Regions from separate parts of the Homo sapiens genome. Here region 1 is linked to region 2. A link is a contact called in ENCODE Hi-C or POLR2A ChIA-PET data. All regions are on one chromosome and are shown on one strand. The core of a region is the stretch at or near the end of the contact, and the rest is flanking DNA. Distances in the headings are between cores, read along the strand shown. Region 1 overlaps HIPK2 (homeodomain interacting protein kinase 2). Region 2 overlaps TBXAS1 (thromboxane A synthase 1).

Region 1 (4,897 bases), core at 1,311-3,810, 180 kb after region 2:
CTTCATTTAGGATCTGCAGATCTCTATTTATAAATTAGTACAGCATAACACTCCTATGAGGGAAATGATAAATGTGTGTGCCTTGATTCTAGAAATCACAATCTAAAACACCATACAAGTTAGGAGTCCACAGTAGTGTGTATTTGGCCATTAATGAATCAGTGGTCCCCTGGGTGTGTGAGCCATGCTATTTTTAAAACCATTGCTGACTTCAGTGATAAAGAGAGTACAGAATGTGCCTTCCCAGGCTTGTGAGCTTACCATGAATAATACCCATGGTTATCATGATGTCAGAACTTAAATATTCTTTACCAAGAGCACAACCGTGGCGTCATGGAGCATGGGAATGCATTTAGGGGGCAGGGTGTGGAAAGTCCATTTTTCCCAGAGAAAACATCAGCCCAGGGTAAAAGCTGATTCTCCCATGGGGGCACTTAGGCCTGTATGCAGCAGTGCCAGACTCCTGTAGGGCATCTTCCAATTTTAGTCACCAGAGAGTGATTTGCGTCAAAGTTTGCAAACCAAACCAGAGCATTTGTCACTGAAGATCCCGTGCCTTCCACTTGTTCAGAAAAGTTATTAGGTGGGGGATTAGTACGTGCACACTTGAAATCACTAACACTGGTGGTGATGAGAGTAGTTTCATCATTTGACACATTGATCTCCTGAAGCATTCTCCTGGGGAATGGAAGTGATGCTAAAACATGGAAGAAAGGGACTGAACTATTTCGGAATTTTAACGTTGTCTTTAAAAACGTGTGCTCTGGTTTTGCTAGGTGAGCATGCTGTGCCTCACAATAGAATTACACTAAACCACGTTAATTGTGACTCATTAGGGATGGCAGCATTAACGAATATTCCAGCACTGGTTAGGATGGCCTAAGTTGTACAGCAGTAACAAACAACAGAGGTTTGCTTCACACTTGCGCCACATCTTGGGTCAGCTGGGGTCTCTGCTCTTTGTTACCCTCTTTCACTGACCAGGCAAAGGAGCTGCTCCTCCCCAGACCATGGTTGGTTACCGTAATATAAGGGAAAGAGGAGTCACACACTGGCCGGAAAGGCTTTTGCCTGAGAATGCTACTTCTTGCGTACTTCTTATTGTCCAAGGTGGATCATTTGGCCAAGACTAATTCTAAGTTACATGGCTTAGCTTACCTGAATTACAGCACAGCTTTTCAAAGTAATGGGTGCAAGACAACGTATTAGGATACAGAAGAAAATTTGAATATGTATATTTTATCTCACTTTATCCTTTAAATTTTTCTATATTTGTGTTTTTGGTTAACAATACTGTATTGGAAAGTAAAACATAGATTATTTTTAATTATAAAAATCACATATATCAGGAGTGTTCTCTTTTCCCCTGATTAAGTGCTTAATCAAAAAAGTTGAGATCATTGTTTATACAGTAGATACAAATCTGCAATAAGCATATTGTACATAGAAACTGGGTCTCAGTTATGACCAAGGATAGTGCTTTTGGTTAAAATGTTACATGGAAAAGAGATGCAGAAGCTTTGAAAGTAAATTCTATTCTGTGTTAGCTAGGCCTCTGGGAGCTAGCTGACCACCCTCCCCTCAGTTTTCACTAAACGCTTGTTTAGGACTGTATTAGTCCATTCTTGCATTGCTATAAAGAAATACCTGAGTCTGGGTAATTTATAAAGAAAAGAGGTTTAATTGGCTTCTGGTTCTGCAGGCTGTACAAGAAGCATGATGCTAGCATCTGCTCAGTTTCTGGGGAGGCCTCAGGAAACTTACAGTCATGGTGGAAGGTGAAGGAGGAGCCAGCCTTTCACATGGCCAGAGCAGGAGCAAGAGAGAGTGAGGGGGGAGGTGCCACACACTTTTAAGCCACCAGATCTCACAAGAAAACTCACTCCCGTTGCAAGGACAGTACCAAGATGAATGGTGCTAAACCATTCTTGAGAAACCACCCGCATGATCCAGTCACCTCCCACCAGGCCCCACCTCCAACACTGGGGATTACAATTTAAGATTTGGGTGGGGACACTGATCCAAACCATATCAGGGACTCACTATTTTATACACACACACACACACACACACACATATATATATAATATGTTATATATATTATATGTTATATAATGTCATATATAATATATGTTATATATAGTTATATATATATATGTTCATTTACTCCTCACAAGGACCCTATGAAATATGATTACTGTCTCCACTTTAGAGATGAGGGGATTGAGGCAGAAAGGGGTTAAGTAACTTGCTGAGATCACAGAGCTAGAAAGGGCAGCACTGGCATCTGACCTAGTTGTTGAGAATGCAGAAACAATCTGAAAATTAGCTCTTGGAATACAGACCCCTATGAAGATAGGGATGGCCTACATCACCAAATGCCATCCTGTCTGTTTTAAAGCAAGACATAGGAGAGCTATCAGACATCTTAGATGTACGTGGGGAAGGCGCCCCGCTACAAGAACCAGTATTATCTGAGTGGGCACCTCCTCCCAGCACTGGGTGTAAGTGGCTCCGTGCCATGGAGTTGTTGGGTAATAACGCCAGGACTGGCTTGATGACAGTGACTCACAGTAGAAAAATGTCCTTGCAACAGACCAAAGAACCCACTTTAATTTGCACAGCTTAGAATGGGCCACTGGTTGCCCTGCCAAGGGATCCCTGTACCAGCTGATTTTCATATCCACAAACACACACACAAAAGCACCTATTTAAATATTGCAAATAATACCACATTGCATTTTTATTATGCTTTATAGTTTACAAAGCACATTACAATGCTACTTTATTATTCTTAGTGTGCTCCAATATAATTTCACTTGCCTTCTCTTTTCTCACCTTTTTCTCATCTTTAGTTTCTTTTTCCTTTTCCTCTCAGCATCCGTGCCAACTTTCCCCACACTCCAGCTTTCTTCCTTTCGTTTCTTCCTGCTCTTCCCTCTCCCTGCGAGTTGTGGAGGTGGTACCTTTCCCGAAGTGATCCCTAATTGAGTTTAGTCAGGTGTCAGTTAAAGGCAACTGAGGGGAATGAAACAATTCTCCAAGGAACAAAACAGTTGTAACATGGAGCTCCTGTTGTAAATAGCAGTTGCTATTTAAATCAAGTAAGAAGGATGGATTATTGTGCTTTAAGAAGGGGATGAAATGAATCCTGTATTTAAAGAGAGCCTGGGGGAAAGGGTTATCTGCATCTCACATCCCCGGCATCACTGTGTCTGCAAAACATCTTTCACAAAGTTTTCTTTGCAGTTAGAGAACAGCCTGTGAGAGAAATGCTCAAAGAAATACATAAACATGAGTACAAGGGGTGTGCAAACAGGTGTTGCACTGAGCGCAGAACCCATTTGGCGGCCCTTTGTCCTGGTTCCTTTGTATAACTCAGCAAGAAGTTGAGGTTTAGAAAAGGCAGGTTTGAGGAAGTGCCGTCTGTGGCCTCTTAACTGTGGACGTCACTGATGAGAACAGATCGAACTTTAGATGCCTTCCTTAGAAATTTTGTTGTTTTGAAGTCAAACCTCAATCACAATGAACAAATATATTTGCATAAGGAGAGGAGGTGTATAGTGCCCTGGCAGGAATTAAGACTAAAACGTGGGAGTAAAGCTGTAGATGCTTCTGTTGCTTTTTAACCAAGAGGCCACAGACACAGGCCGGGAGGCTGAGAGGGCAACCTGCCATTTGGCCAGCGTCACTTTGCGATTGTTATAAATACTTTATCATAGCTTGAGTACAGACATGCCTTTTCAATGAAATACATCCTGACTTATTTTGCAGAGGGTACTAGTTTCATAGGGTGACTGTAACAAATTAACACAAACTATTAATAGGTGGCCTAAAACAACAGAAATGTCTTCTCTCACAGTTTTGGAGGAGTTGGCAGGGCCACGTTCCCTCGAAGACTCCAGGTAAATCCCCTTCTTGCCTTCTCTCGGCTTCTGATGGCTCCCAACAATGCTGGGCATCCCTTGGGTTACAGCTGCATTGCTCCAGTCTCTGCCTCTGTCGATGTGTGGCCCGCACTCTGTGTGTATGTCTGTGTCTCCTCTTACAAGGACACCAGTCATATGGGATTACGGCTCACCTTAATGAATTTATTGTAACTTGATTACCTCTGAAAAGACCCCATTTCCAAAAAAGATCACATTCACAGGTACTGGGGGTTAGGACTTAACATATCTTTTGGGAGGACACATAGTAATAGAATCTACACAGTTTTTAGTTTAAATGAAAATTAGGGCCAGGTGCGATGGCTCATGCCTATAATCCTAGCACTTTGGGAAGCCAAGGCAGGTGGATCACCAGAGGTCAGGAGTTTGAGACCAGCCTGGCCAACATGGTGAAACCCCATCTCTACTAAAAATACAAAAATTAGCCGGGCATGTTGGCTCATGCCTGTAATCCCCACTACTCGGGAGGCTGAGGCAGGAGAATTGCTTGAACCTGGGAGGTGGAGGTTGCAGTGAGCCGAGATCTCACCACTGCACTCCAGCCTGGGCGACAGAGTGAGACTTTGTCTCCAAAAAAAAAAAAAGAGAGAAAAAATTGCAGTGACATGGTAACAAGAACACCAAAATGGGAAAGAATAGAGTAGATTTCCAGTTCTGATTCTGTGTGCCACAAACATTTCTGAAGTAGAACCTGAGGTAGCTCAAAAAGGCACCTCAGCTGTGGACTGGGCCGGAAATGGGTGTTTGGCTAGTAAAACGCATCATTTTACTTTACCAACATAGTACCAGACATTTAAGGCTAACAAATTCACTCTTGCTCAGAAGAGAAAAAGCCTACCAGATTTTTAGTCTTGATTTAGACTTTACCAAACATTTCTAAAGGATAGGAAAAGTCCATCTGAGGCTTACCTTCCGTTGCCAGGCACACACCTGGCCTCCTCAGTATCTGC
Region 2 (4,675 bases), core at 2,125-4,624:
GAAAACCAACACCTCGGCATTCCATGGGTGCATGAAGACAGCAGCCACTTACTGAAGGTTTCTCATGCACCAGCCCAGTGATTCTCGACTGGCCTGGTAAAGCCACACAAGAACCACTGGCTCCTTCCAGAGTGTTGCAAATGCATGGAATGCATTTCTGCTGTAACCGGGTTCATGTATTATCGGGAGAAAGGGATGAAAGGCATGATAGAATATGAAGCTATAGCCACAAATGTTTTCTTGTGTTCTGGAACATGCAAGAAATGGACTCAAGATCTAGATGATCTCTGGGATGACTTGACAGATGATCAACAGTTCTGAAACAGCCACACAAGGCTGAGAGGCCAGCTGAACAGAGCGAGGTGCTTCTAAGGACTCCAAGAGATAGTGTTATACCTCAGTGGTTGTAATGTGAGTACAGAGAGCCAACTTGTTTATGCCAACTAGTCTGCAAAAATATTAATATCAAAAAGAGGACCACGGTCACAAAGACTAGGTACCACTGTTACAAACGTTGTTTCTAATTCTCACACAACCAGGCACAGATGAGGACAGCCATCGTGCAACTTGTCCCCTTCCCACCTGGAGACGTGAAAGACCTGGCACTGTCCCCTCATTATATTATAATCAACTGAGACTCAAGAATTCTGTCACTTGTATAACCCCAAATTCTATACTTGAGGCCATTGTCAATTTATATCTATTGCTATCTGGCTGTACAAAGATTTGAACCAAATAGGGCTTATATTTTGGTGGTTTGAAATAGTAAAGGTGTCCCTTTTACTAAAAATAGAGTATAAAAAAATTAAAATGTAAAAAAAAAATACCAAAAATGAAAACAGTAGTGGTCTTACTCTTCTACATGTCAGTTTTCATTCATTCCCTCTGCTGGTAGAAGGTGGCCATAGATTTGACATCATCTTCGCTCTCTCTGTGGGAGAGTGTGACTGGCCTGAGAGAATGGCCTCCGGGTGAGGTTGTGAGATGTGTCCACAGCTCGAGGGGTCAGCTCAGGGGCATGTGGTGGCTAAAAACAAATTTGGGCTCTATCTGCCTAGTCAGCTTCAGCTGCTGGAAAGGGGCCTCTTCTAATTATGGCAGTCCTGCCTGACGGAGTTCCAGCATTTTATCCACTGGGGAGGAGGAGGAAGCCAGGCGCTTGGAACTGTGCTTCTATCAGCCCCAAAGCTGACAGTGAGGGCCCCTCCTGAGCGGGGAAGGGAATCTGGGGGCTTGTTAACTCTTATCTTTGCAGGAAACTCTCCAACAGATCTCAGCAGAGTTTCTGGCCAGAAGCAGTGTTCAAGAAGGACAAGGGTGTTCCTGATATTGCACTTGACATGCTTGGCTGCGAGAATAAATTTTCCTGAGGGGGCCTAAGAGGGGCTTGTTCCTTGTACCTGAAGCTCCAAGTGGCTCTATGGGACGCTGGTGGGACTCCGTGGCTCCCTGTGGCTGCCAACGGTCACGTGAACTGGGCACCAAACAGACCTTAGGGATTAGCTAGTCTAATGTATTTTACACAGGAGGAAATTGAGAATCAGGAGGTTAAAGGATTGTCTGAAGGCCACACAACTAATAAGAGGTAGCAAATCTGGAATCTGATTTCATTTCTTTAAACTAAAATCAAAGACATTTCACCATACTACTGAGCTATGGCTTAGAAGAGGGAAAATGGGAAGAAGAAAGGGAATGTCATAAGAAGGAGATTGGGGCGGAGAAAGACAGGGAGGATCAGGACTTAGTCACTTGATTTCCATGGAATGTTCTGGAATATATCCATTGAGAGATAAGAATTGATTTTATGGTTTATTTCTCTATTCTCATGCCTAAATTGTAGATATTAATCTCCTGGTTTACACACTTATTTCTACTTCTGCCACGACAAAAGTTAGGGAAATATGGCATAAATATCAGAGCAAGCTTTTACTAATTTCTTTTTGTTAAAAAAATATATAAAGATAGCTTCCTGCTGAACCAAGAGTCTAGTAAGACACAAAAATATGAAATCATTTTCAACAAGGTCTTGAAATTTTAGAAAAATCTCTGCAAGGCAGAGAGAAGTACATTTGAGCATTGAGAATCAACACCACTTAACACTATTCCTGTGTTCCCAAGGCATCACAAGACACTCAGTACTTTTAAAGATGTTAGAATTAAAACTTAGCTACCATGTTGGAAACGAAGCTCAGTGTGTTGTACTGATTAAATGTAATGCCATGGATCTGGCTTTTCTAGGACTTAGCCATGTCCAGACATTAGAAAAGCAGGTGAAATGGGAGACCTGCAGGGGACAGGCATCCCATTGCGACTGTCACCTGGGAATTCCAATGGGGCAGCCCATCCTGCAACAGGAAGCTTCCAGTTCAGATTGGAGGGTTTCCTATGCACAGCAAAGACCTTTCGCCATACCACTGGGCTATGGCTTAGAAGAGGGGGAAATTAAAAGAAGAAAGTGGGTGTTATAAGAAGAAGATTGCGGCAGAGAAGGAGACGGAGGTCACATAAAACAAAGAGGCCTCAAAATAGAGACGGGGGCAGGCAAATGAGGTTGCACACCTGTGTTTCTGGTTTCACTGCCCTCTGTAGTCTGTTTGTGCTTTCAGGAAGAACTTCTCCCTTGCTCAGAGCTGTAGACCCGTAATGTGAGTTGACCTTTCTCAAGAAATGCACAGCTAAAAAAAGTTGGCAAGGTTTGACTGAAGCCATGAGAGCTTCCCTAGGTCATGCATGGCAACCACTCTCACAAGTAAAATCTTGATGCACATGTTTGAACATCTGAGTGTCTTCATTTACTCAATGTTTGATTTAAGAGAAAGAGAACCAGGAACTCCAGGTGAACAGTTTTCAAAAACTGTCAGTGGTTACAGGTGTAGGAATGAGTTCAAGGGGGGCGGTTTTATGGCAAGTCTGCCAAGGGCCCCTCTCTCCTCAATGGATGCCAGCAGGCGGGTCCCTGTGGCCCCCGCACAAGGGCGTCTGACTCACCTGTAGCCCTGAATTGAGCTTTCCTTGCCAATTAGCTCTGCAATGAGCCAACATACTCTTTTCTTCCTTCGATAGGAGGCTGCTGCAGATACAGAGGACAGGAAGGTTTCCAGTGACTAATTTGCCTATAACTTTAGTCATCTTCACCAATGCCAAGGAGTTTGTGGTTTCACAGTGACTCATCCTGCAATGTTCACAGCTGTGTGGAGAGCGAGTGAAGCAGCCCCTGAGAGGCTGAACCTGGGGCAGCCAGGGTGCCGGGTATTGATGGTTCGGGATAAAACCACCCACCACGTCCATCACATGGCTTTGGACGTGACTCTTGTGTGTCAGTGGTGTGGCTCGACCTGTGCCTGGAGAGGTGACCTCTGTGTTGCTCATGAGGACCTGAGAGATGGCACTCCATACTGCCACTCCAGACCAGAACCCACATCTCCAAAGCACTAGGCTTAGTGTTTTGACACATCCCTGACATGCCTATCTGACCAGACCAAGCTAACATGGGCCAAAGACTGGCTTACCTCTTATCACCCTTCCCACAGCTCCCTAACTCTAGGCCTTGATAGGAGGCCAAGAACAAGAAGTTCTGCCTCTGGTTGTGACCATTTCTGCTGAGTCATGTGGACTCAGCTCCATTTTCCACAGATATTTAAAAAAGAGCTGCCCTATGGTTTCATTAGGTACCGTACCTGACAGCAAAGAAGAGCTCATTGAAAATATCTAAATAGAAACATCCGAGTCCTGATGTACCAGGACGACTGAGCTTCTATAAGTGCCAAGAAGATTGATTTGGGTTTAATGATAAGCTGTGGTTGCACCATCATGGAGCAGTTTCAGGAAGCACTGAGGACATTGATAGAGACCTACAAGGTCCACGTGGAAAATGAGCAAGATGAAGCAGAGACATTGCACAGACTCCAGAGGCCCAAAAACTGTGAATGGGAAAGCATGACATTAAGAACTGCCGCTCCGGATCCAACCCACAGTCTGCTCCAGCCAGTGTTCTGGAGTTTGGAAAAGAATATTTCACAGGATGATATTTGAATTCACACATTTGTTCAATGTTGTTGTATGTCAGGGAGCTCCCTGTTGCATCACCCCCACCTCCAGTGAATATGCTCTATGGATCCCTCATGGGATGCTTACGGCTCATGTCAAATTTCAGAGCTAAATCCAGCTTCCCAAATCAGGGCCCTTCTCCACCAGGCTGTCCAGGGACAAAACTCAACGTAACTCAAGCCTGAATTTGTGAGCAGACATGGGCTCTCCCTGTTGGAGAATGAGAGCATGCATTATTTAAATTCCTTTTCACTTAATTTATCAAACTAATATGCCGAGGTATTTTCTGTATCACAAGGGACCGTTTGGTAGCAGCCTGCATGGAGTAAGCATTTAATGTTTACCGAGTGAATGTATAATAAAGCTGAATTGCTGAACGCTTAAGTAAACATGGCCTATTAGAGGGAAGGCAACGTGGTGTCAGTAAGGAGAAATCACGTCTCACTAATCTCCTTGAGTTCTTTGAGCAGATAAATAAGCATATGGATAAGAGGGAACCACAGAACCCAATTTAATTTGACTTTCAAAAACCTGTGAGAAAATCCCACTTTAAAGACTGTTTTTTAAAAAATTGAGTCACTAAGGGTTGTTTTACCATCGATATGGAATTGGCTTAAAGACCATAAAC

The links. A loop is a pair of places that touch in the nucleus more often than their neighbours do. ChIA-PET counts read pairs that join two places held with the same protein, here RNA polymerase II (POLR2A). Pooled maps may share reads with other maps.
Region 1: a pooled map shows a loop between it and region 2 (4-fold over the local background). The contact joins two enhancer-like sites. A Hi-C loop is called at or near these places in 11 of 37 single-sample maps with no recorded cell type and 11 of 50 pooled maps. POLR2A ChIA-PET finds 5 or more read pairs at or near these places in 1 of 52 experiments (MCF 10A).

Annotation. Positions count from the first base shown.
Region 1 is chr7:139,729,999-139,734,895 of GRCh38, reverse strand. All of the region lies in intron 1 of HIPK2 (homeodomain interacting protein kinase 2), which reads left to right. Among named protein-coding and RNA genes, the nearest start is that of HIPK2, 46 kb to the left of the region's middle. Within about 2 kb of position 2,560, at least 29 of the 41 ENCODE cell types and tissues checked have a DNase peak (open chromatin) inside an H3K27ac peak, as active enhancers do.
Region 2 is chr7:139,915,115-139,919,789 of GRCh38, reverse strand. All of the region lies in intron 4 of TBXAS1 (thromboxane A synthase 1), which reads right to left. Among named protein-coding and RNA genes, the nearest start is that of TBXAS1, 88 kb to the right of the region's middle. RefSeq lists enhancers at 2,583-2,882, 2,785-3,984. Within about 2 kb of position 3,374, at least 22 of the 41 ENCODE cell types and tissues checked have a DNase peak (open chromatin) inside an H3K27ac peak, as active enhancers do.